Regions from separate parts of the Homo sapiens genome. Here region 1 is linked to region 2. Evidence: read pairs that join two places in POLR2A ChIA-PET (ENCODE). Cell type or tissue: OCI-LY7. All regions are shown on one strand. Each heading gives the region's core, and the rest is flanking DNA. Links, peaks and the distances in the headings are about the cores only. Region 1 overlaps FAM193A (family with sequence similarity 193 member A). Region 2 has its middle 7.2 kb from the start of SH3BP2.

Region 1 (4,383 bases), core at 184-4,183, 100 kb before region 2:
AGATGCCTTTTATTTCTTTTTCTTGCCTGTTTGCTCCGGCTGAAATTTCTAATACTGTGTTGAAGAGAAGTGATGAAAGCAGGCATCCTTGCCTTGTTCCTGTTATTTAAGGAAAAGCTTTCATTCGTTCACCATTGTTTGCTGTGGGTTTTTCATATATGGCTTTTATTATGTTTTGGTAGTTTTCCTTCTATTCCTAGTTTGTTGGGTGTTTTTGTAATGAATGGGTGTTGAATTTGTCACATGCTTTTTCTGCACCAGTTGTGATGATCTTTGGCTTTTTCCAGTCTGTTAATGTGGCATATTAACATTGATTACTTTTTATACATAGAATTATCCTTGCATTCTGGGAATGAGTCCCACTTGGTCATGGTGTATGAATCTTTTAATATGCTGCTGAATTCAGGTTGCTAGTATTTTGTTGAGGATGTTTGCATGAATGTTCACAAGCGATACTCGTTTGTAGTTTTCTTTCTTTTTTTTTTTTTTTTTTTTTTTTGAGACAGAGTTTTGCTCATTACCCAGGCTGAGTGCAGTGGTGTGATCTTGGCTCACTGCAACCTCTGCCTCCCGGGTTCATGTGATTCTCCTGCCTCAGCCTCCAGAGTAGCTGGGATTACAGGCATGCACCACGAGGCCCGGCTAATTTTGTATTTTTAGTAGAGACAGGGTTTCTACATGTTGGTCAGCTGGTCTCGAACTCCCGACCTCAGGTGATCCACCCGCCTCGGTCTCCCAAAGTGTTGGGATTACAGGTGTGAGCCACCGCGCCCGACCCTGTAGTTTTTCTTACAGTGTCTTTGGCTTTGGTATGGGGATATGCTCAGGACATGAGTTAGAAAGTGTTCCCTCCTCTTCAGTTTTTTGGAAACTTTGAGAAAGATTGGTATTAATTCTTTAAATATTTGGTAGAATTGACTAGTGAAGCCATCAGGTTTGGGGCTTTTCTTTATTGGGTGATTTTTTTTTTTTTCTTTGAGACGGAGTCTTGCTCTGTCACCCAGGCTGGAATGCAGTGGCACAATCTCCACTCACTGCAACCTCCGCCTCTCAGATTCTAAGCGATTCCCTGGCCTCAGCCTCCAAAGTAACTGGAACTACAGGCACATGCCACCACACCCAGCTAATTTTTGTATTTTTAGTAGAGACGGGGTTTTGCCATGTTGGCCAGGCTGGTCTCAAACTCCTGACCTCAGGTTATCCACCCATCTTGGCCTCCCAGAGTGCTGGGATTACAGGCGTGAGCCACTGCGCCCAGCCTATTGGGTGGTTTTTGATTACCAGTTCAATCTCCTTACTAGTTACAGGTCTGTTCAGACTTTTCTATTTCTTTATGATTTCGTCTTGATAGGTTTTGTGTTTCTAAAAATTTTTTCATTTCATCTGTTTTATCCAGTGTGTTGGTGTACAGTTGTTCGTAATACTTTCTTTTTTCTTTGAAACGGCATCTCACTCTGTCACCCAGGCAGGAGTACAATGACATGATCATAGCTCATTGCAGCCTCAAACTCCTGGGCTCAAGCATTCCTCCTCCCTTGGCCCCCCAATAGCTGGGATTACAGGCATGTGCCACCACTCCCAGCTAATTTTTTTTTTATTGTTTTGGACTCTTCCAGAGAGAAGACAGGGTCTCACTATGTTACCCAGTCTGGACTGAAACTCCTGGGCTAAAGCAGTCCTACTACCTCAGCCTCCCAAAGTGCTGGGATTATAGGCATGAGTTACCAAGCCCAGCCAATACTTACTTACTTTTTTTTTTGAGACGGAGTCTTGCTTTGTCACCTAGGCTGAAGTGCAATGGCACCATCTTGGCTCACTGCAACCTCTGCCTCCCAGGTTCAAGAGATTCTCCTGCCTCAGCCTCCCATATAGTTGGGATTACAGGCGCCCACCACCATGCCCGGCTAATTTTTGTATTTTTGGTAGAGATGGGGTTTCACCATGTTGGTCAGGCTGGTCTCGAACCCCTGACCTCAGGTGATCCACCCACCTGGACCTCCCAAAGTGCTGGGATTACAGGCGTGAGCTACAGCGCCGAGCCCAGCCAGTACTTTCTTATAATACCTTTTATGTTTTTTTCTTAATTTTAATTTAATTTTCTGCTTTTTAGAGATATGCTTGCTCTGTTGCCCAGGCTGGAGTGCAGTAGCACGATCATAGCTCACTGGAGCCTCGAACGCTTGAGCTCAAATGATTCTCCTGTGTTAGCCTCCCAAGTAGCTATGATTACAGGTGTGCGCCACCACTCCCAGCCCCTTTTATTTCTGTGTAATCAATAATAATGTCCCCACTTTCATTTCTGATTATAGTAATTTGAGTCTTTTTTTTTTCTTACTCCATCTCACTAAAGTTTTGTCAGTTTTGTTTCTCTTTTCAAAGAACTATATTTTGGTTTCATTGATTTTTTTTTTCCCCTATTGTTTTTCTATTCTCTATTTCATTGATCATTAATCTCTGCTCTAAATTACCTTTCTTCTGCTAGCTTTGGGTTTAGATTGTTCTTTTTCTAATTCATTAAGATGTGAAGTTAGGGAGGGTTTTTTGTTTCATTTTATTTGTTGTTGTTATTGAGACAAAGCTTACTCAGTTGCCCAGCCTGGAGTGTAGTGGTGCGATCTTGGGTCACTGCAACCTCGACCTCCTGGGCTCAAGCAATCCTCCTGACCCATAGTCTCGTAGCTTGGACTACAGGTGTGTGCCACCATGCCCAGCTATCTATCTGTCTGTCTATGTATTTATTTACGTAGGGACGGAGGTCTCACCATGTTGCCCAGGTTGGTCTCAAACTCCTGGGCTCAAGCAGTCCTCCTGCCTCAGCCTCCCAAGGTGCTGGAATTACAGGCATGAGCCACCACGCCTATCCTAGTTAGGTTGCTGATAGAGATCTTTCTTGTTTTTTGATGTGTTTGTAGCTATACATTTTGCTCTTAGTGCTTGCTTTCACTGCGTCCCGTAAGTTTCAGTATGTTATGTTTTTGTTTTCATTTGTCTCTAAGTATTTTCTGCTTTTCTTTGTAATTTCTTTATTGATCCATTGGTTGTTTCCATCCCTTTACTTTTAACTTCTCAGGGTTTTTTTTTTTTTGGTTTTTTTTTTTTTTTGAGACAGAGTCTTCCTCGGTCGCCCAGGCTGGAGTGCAGTGATGCGATCTCGGCTCACTGCAAGCTCCACCTCCTGAGTTCACACCATTCTCCTGCCTCAGCCTCCCAAGTAGCTGGGACTACAGGTGCCCACCACCATGCCCGGCTAATTTTTTGTATATTTAGTAAAGACAGGGTTTCACCATGTTAGCCAGGATGGTCTCGATCTCCTGACCTTGTGATCCGCCCACCTCAGCCTCGCAAAGTGCTGGGATTACAGGCGCGAGCCACCTTCTCAGGGTTTCATATGTAAAGCAGGTTTCTTGTAGACATGTATAGTTGTGTTTGTTTGTTTTTTTATTTTTAGAGATGGACTCTTGCTATGTTACCCAAGCTGAACTTGAACTCCTAGCCTCAAGCAGTCCTCCCACCTTGGCCTCCTGAGTAGCTGGGACTATAGGCACATGCCACCATGCTTGTTGTTTTTTGATGTACTCTGATAATCTTTGTCTTTTCATTGGTGTATTTGACTATTCACATTTAAAGTGATTTTTTGATGTATTTAGATTAATATCAGCCATGTTTGTAATTGTTTCCTATTCATTATGAGTCTTTTTCTGCCTTCTCTACTTTTAATTAAGCGTTTTATGGTTTTATCTCCTCTGTTAGTATATCAATTTTATTTATCTTTTTTAAAATTTCTGCAGTTGCCCTGGAGTTTACAATATACATTTTGAACTAATCTGAGTCCTTTTTCAACTAACTAATGTAAAAAAGGTAACATTTAACAGATTACTCCCGACCCTTCCCTATTCCCTGTGACATTGCTGTCATTATTTTCACTTATCCACATGTTTATCACCCAGTACAGTGATGATGATTACTTTCAACAGTTATCTTTTAGATGAATAATAATAAGAAGAAGATATTTTACTTTGTCTTTATTCCTTCTCTAGTATTCTTCCTTTCTTTATGTAGATCCACGTTTCTGACCTTCTATCTGAAGGAAATCTTTTGACATTTCTTGCAGGGCAGGTCTGCTGGTGATGAGCTCCCTCAGTTTTTGTTTGTCTGAGGAAGTCTTTATTTCTCCTTCACTTTTGAAGGATAATTTGGCTGGACACATAATTCTAGGTTGGTGGTTTTTTTCTTTGAACACTTTAGAACTGTTTAACTTCCCTCTGTCCTTGCTGGCATGGTTTCTGATTTCTGACAAGATGTCCTCTGGAATTCTTTTCGAATTCTTTTCCCTGTTCTTCTGTAGGTCCACTTGCCCCCACCCAGCTGCTTTCAAGATTTTCT
Region 2 (4,383 bases), core at 74-4,073:
GTTAATTCAAAAGCCTTGTCTTCAAGCTGTGAAGTTTTTTCTTCTGCTTGTTTGATTCTATTGCTGAGACTTTCCAGTGCATTTTGCAATTCTCTAAGTGTGCCCTTCATTTCCAGAAGTTGTGATAGTATTTTTTTAATTCATGTTATCTATTTCACTGGAGATTTTTCCATTCATACCCTGTATCATGTTTTCGATTTCTTTAAGTTGGATTTCCCCTTTCTCTGGTGCCTCCTTGATTAGCTTAAGAGTCGACCTTCTGAATTCTTTTTCTGGCAATTCAGAGATTTCGTCTTGGTTTGGATCCATTGCTGGTGAGCTAGTGTAATCTTTTGCAGATGTTAAAGAACCTTGTTTCGTCATATTACCAGAATTGTTTTCCTGGTTCTTTCTCATTTGGGTAGACTATGTCAGAGGGAAGATCTGGGACTCAAGGGCTGCTGTTGAGATTCTTTTGTCCCACAGGGGTGCTCCCTGGATGTGGTGCTCTCCCCTTTCCCCCAGGGATAGGGCGTTCTGATAGCCAAACTGTAGTGATTGTTCTTTATCTTCTGGATCTAGCCACCCAGTAGAGCTACCAGACTCTGGACTGGTACTGGGGAGTGTCTTCAAGGAGTCCTGGGATGTGATCTGTCTTCAGGTCTCTCAGCTGCGGATACCAGTACCTGCTCCAGTGGAGGTAGCAGGGGAGTGAAGTGGACTTGGTGAGGGTCCTTGGTTGTATTTTTGTTAGGTGCACTGCTTTTGTGTTGGTTGGCCTCCAGCCGGGAGGTGGTACTTTCAAGAGCCCATCAGCAGTGGTAGGATCAGGTGGTGGATAGGGCCACAGAGCTCCCAAGAAACTATGTCCTTTGTCTTCAGAGTTCCTCAGCTGTCCCATGGAGCCTGCAGCGGCAATCCACCTCCTTCAAAGGAGTCTGTGGATTCTCTCAGCTTTCCTGGTATATTCCTGCAGTAGTTCTTGGAGCAAAAGTTCATGATGTGGGTCTCCACATGCTTCTCTGTCCATCCAAGCGAGAGCTGCAAGTTAGTCCTGCCTCCTATCCGCCATCTCCCCACAATTGTGGTTCTTTTTTTTTTTTTTTTTTTCTCCTGAGACGGAGTCTCTCTCTGTTGCCAGGCTGGAGTGCAGTGGCAAAATCTTGGCTCACTGCAACCTCCACTCCTGGGTTCCAGCGATTCTTCTGCCTCAGCCTCCCGAGTAGCTGGGATTACAGACATGTGCCACCATGCCAGGCTACTTTTGTATTTTTAGTAGACATGGCATTTCACCATGTTGGCCAGGCTGGTCTTGAACTCCTGACCTCTGGTGATCCACCCGCCTCGGCCTCCCAAAGTGCTGGGATTACAGGCGTAAGCCACCACGCCCGTCCAACTGTAGTTCTAAATCACCATCATGTTCCAAAGAAAGACTGACCAACGGGACTTGAATGCTGTAGAACAGTCTTCATTGCCTGAACTTTGAATTGTTCGGTTTTGATCCGTTTGGTTCACCGAGCCTCCTGTTAAGGAGTGTGCTTCAGTTTCTTGTATCATCCTCCCAAAAGCCGTCAGAACAGTCTCTCTGATACGCTGTCCCCTCAAGTGTCTTAAATGCTTGTATGCAGCCATCCTTAGTACATCAAATGGTCTCATCACAGTTAGAGGAACAAAACATGAAGAAAACATCATCATCCAACTAACTTGACACGGTGAATATGAATTTCACACTGAGACCAAACAAATCCATTATGATGGTGACAGAAAGTGACGCCAGTGCCCAAGGTTTCAGTCAATCTCTCAAAATTGAGAGGCTGCCTAAAAGAGGCAAAGGTTAAATTAACTTAAATTTGGCCTAAAGCTGCCTCAGCATATGGCAAACCCTAACCTGCCTTAATCTGTAAATAAACTGCAGCCTGGGAGTATACTCAAGCTGCAGTTTGTTTACAGATTAAGTCAGGTTAGGGTTTGCTATAGTCACAGGACTCTTTGGAAGAAGTCACTGAGTCTCGGCCCATCAGAGCAGCTGAGCTTTCAGCCAGTCACAGGCTGCAAACTACTCAGGCAGGTTCAAAGAAGGCAAGCACCCAGTTGTAGCCAATCAGACGATTTCTGTGTCACTTCCTTTTTCTGTCCATAAATACTGCCTGCCCAAGTTGCTGGATGGAGCTCTCTGAGCCTCTACTGGTTCGGGGTGCTGCCTGATTTAGGAATCATTTCATTGCTCAAATAAACTCTGCTAAATTGAATTCATCTAAAGTGTTTCTTTTCTATTTTTCTTTTCTTTTTCTTTTTTTTTTTTTTTTTTGAGACAGAATCTCGCTCTTGCCCAGGCTGGAGTGCAGTGGCACCATCTCGGCTCACTGCAACCTCTACCTCCCGGGTTCAAGTGACTCTCCTGCCTCAGCCTCCCAAGTAGCTGGGATTACAGGCATGTGCTACCACACCTGGCTAATTTGTGTGTTTTTAGTGGAGACTGGGTTTCACCATGTTGGCCAGGCTGCTAAGTAGCTTCAGGGACGAGAAGGTGTAAGGATGTGAAAAGCACCTGGTACTGTACCTGGCACAGCAGGTACTCCAGGAGGGCTGAGGGTGTGCACATCCCTGACTGGGCCTCACACCATCACAGGCCAGACCTTGTTCAGCTCTGCGTCAGCACCTACCCCCCCACTCCCCTGCCGCCTCTTCAGTGTGATGGGAAAGTCCCCACCCTTGGGGTCCTGAGTCTTCTGCTGTTCCCGCCAGCTCTGGGCTGGGTGGGGCAGCTCATCTTTCCAGCTTCACCCCCTGTCAGAGGCCGGGAGGAGGGGCAGTGCAGGCTGGGGGCTCAGAGACAGGGCTACTGGGCCAGAGCCATTCTGAGCTACTTGGTGGGCCCCAGTATCACCGCCGATAGAACCCCACCCTCCACAGGCTCACTGAGGGCAGCTGGCCACTCCTGACCCTGGGCTGGGCACATCAGGGGTGCCCCTGAGTGGAGAGGTGGCACTGTAGGGCATCACAGTGTTGGGGGTTCGCACATAAGAGCCCATGTCATCGGGGAGAGGGTGGCACTTTGGGGAGGGGTGTTCTCAGGGCCGTAGCAGGGGCCTTTAGGGCTGCCAGCATGGTTTAGGGGACCCACAAGTGTGGAATTAAGGCCAAGGTCCACTCCCAAGGATGGAGAAGTGGAAGGGGGAGGGAGTGGTCCTCTGGGTCCTCGGCTGGGCAGGCGGCTGAAGGCCTGGTGAGACCCCTTCAGAACCCACTTGAGGCCAGGTGGGACGGGGAGTTCTGGGTCCCAGTGGGGCGAGTCCCTCATTCACTCCTGCCAAGGCAGCCCAGTCCTGCCACGGCCATGGGAGAGGCCTGGGGAGTCGAGGTGGGAGCAGCCCTCAAGTGTCTCCTGGGGTCCCCTCTCCCAGGAGGCCTCCCAGGCTCATCTGTTCTCTTGTTCCTTCCTGCTCTGGTCGTGAGGGGCTTTGCTGTCACGCAGGTCACCTTGCACCCTCATGTCTCAGTGTCCAGCGCTGGCTGGGGAAGGGCTGGCTGCCTCTCCTGACCCTGGGCTGGGGTGATAGGTGGGGACCCCTTGGGGTGACGTGGGAACCTCACCACTGTTGAAGGCCACAGCTTCCCCTTCCCAAGCCCCACATGGGCTTCCCCTTCCAGATCTCAGTGTGTTCCTGAAGGTCACGTGGCTGGCAGGGGGTGGTGGTGGGGGTGGGGGGTGACAGGAGAGGGGGTGTTTTGGAGGGAGGCGGGTGGGGCACGCTGTTGTGTACAAACACCCACCTCCCACGGCACAGGGGCCGGAAGTGGCCCCAGAATAGAATGTGCTGCTTTCAAGTTCCAAATTGGGCTCTGGGGGTGAGAGCAGGCGACTCTGGATGTAAAAATAGAAAAGCCAGTGCGTGCGTGGGTCCTGGGTCCTCCACCCACAGGCCTGGTATTACAAAATAGAGCTTCCTAATGGGACCTGCCTGACACTCTCGTTTTATGTAGAAAATTGACTCAAGCAAACCTCAGAGGACAGAGCCAGCAGCTGACCTGGGCTAGAGGTGTGGCAGCCAGGCAGGCAGGGCAGGCCCTCCTGGGGAGTGCTGGTGGCCTGGGGGCGCTGGCTGGCCCTTGACCTGGCGTGAACTCTGGCTCTATTTCCCTCACTCTGCCCTCTAGCGCTGTGCCCCTGCCAGGAGAGTCCTCCCAGGTTGTGGGAGCCCAGCTCAGTCCTACTGTCCCCAAAGAGCCTTCGCCGACTTCGTCAGCCTTTACCAGCTCTCAGGCTGGCCAGGAAGCCAGGCCTGTCCCAGGCACGAGGGGCAGTGGGCAAGCTGGCTGTGGGCCCCACCCTCCACAGGCTCACTGAGGGCAGCTGGCCAGAAGCCCACAGGCTGGGGCCACCCACTGAGGATGTTTTCTGAG

What was found. Peaks named below come from ENCODE experiments on the same cell type or tissue, not always from the same donor. Only the 100,000 strongest peaks of a DNase experiment are listed, where the experiment ranks them.
Region 1: POLR2A ChIA-PET joins it to region 2 with 5 read pairs; 2 of 35 experiments call an interaction of 5 or more read pairs at or near these places.

Annotation. Positions count from the first base shown.
Region 1 is chr4:2,678,901-2,683,283 of GRCh38, forward strand. All of the region lies in intron 13 of FAM193A (family with sequence similarity 193 member A), which reads left to right. Among named protein-coding and RNA genes, the nearest start is that of TNIP2, 75 kb to the right of the region's middle. In OCI-LY7, for the core only: no CTCF peak of the experiment used is centred there; no DNase peak of the experiment used is centred there.
Region 2 is chr4:2,783,700-2,788,082 of GRCh38, forward strand. No RefSeq gene overlaps it. Among named protein-coding and RNA genes, the nearest start is that of SH3BP2, 7.2 kb to the right of the region's middle. RefSeq lists enhancers at 2,160-2,209, 2,570-2,779, 2,913-3,547, 3,750-4,059, 4,183-4,383. In OCI-LY7, for the core only: no CTCF peak of the experiment used is centred there; DNase peaks (open chromatin) are centred at 2,052 and 3,812; H3K4me3 peaks cover 911 bases; H3K27ac peaks cover 2,232 bases.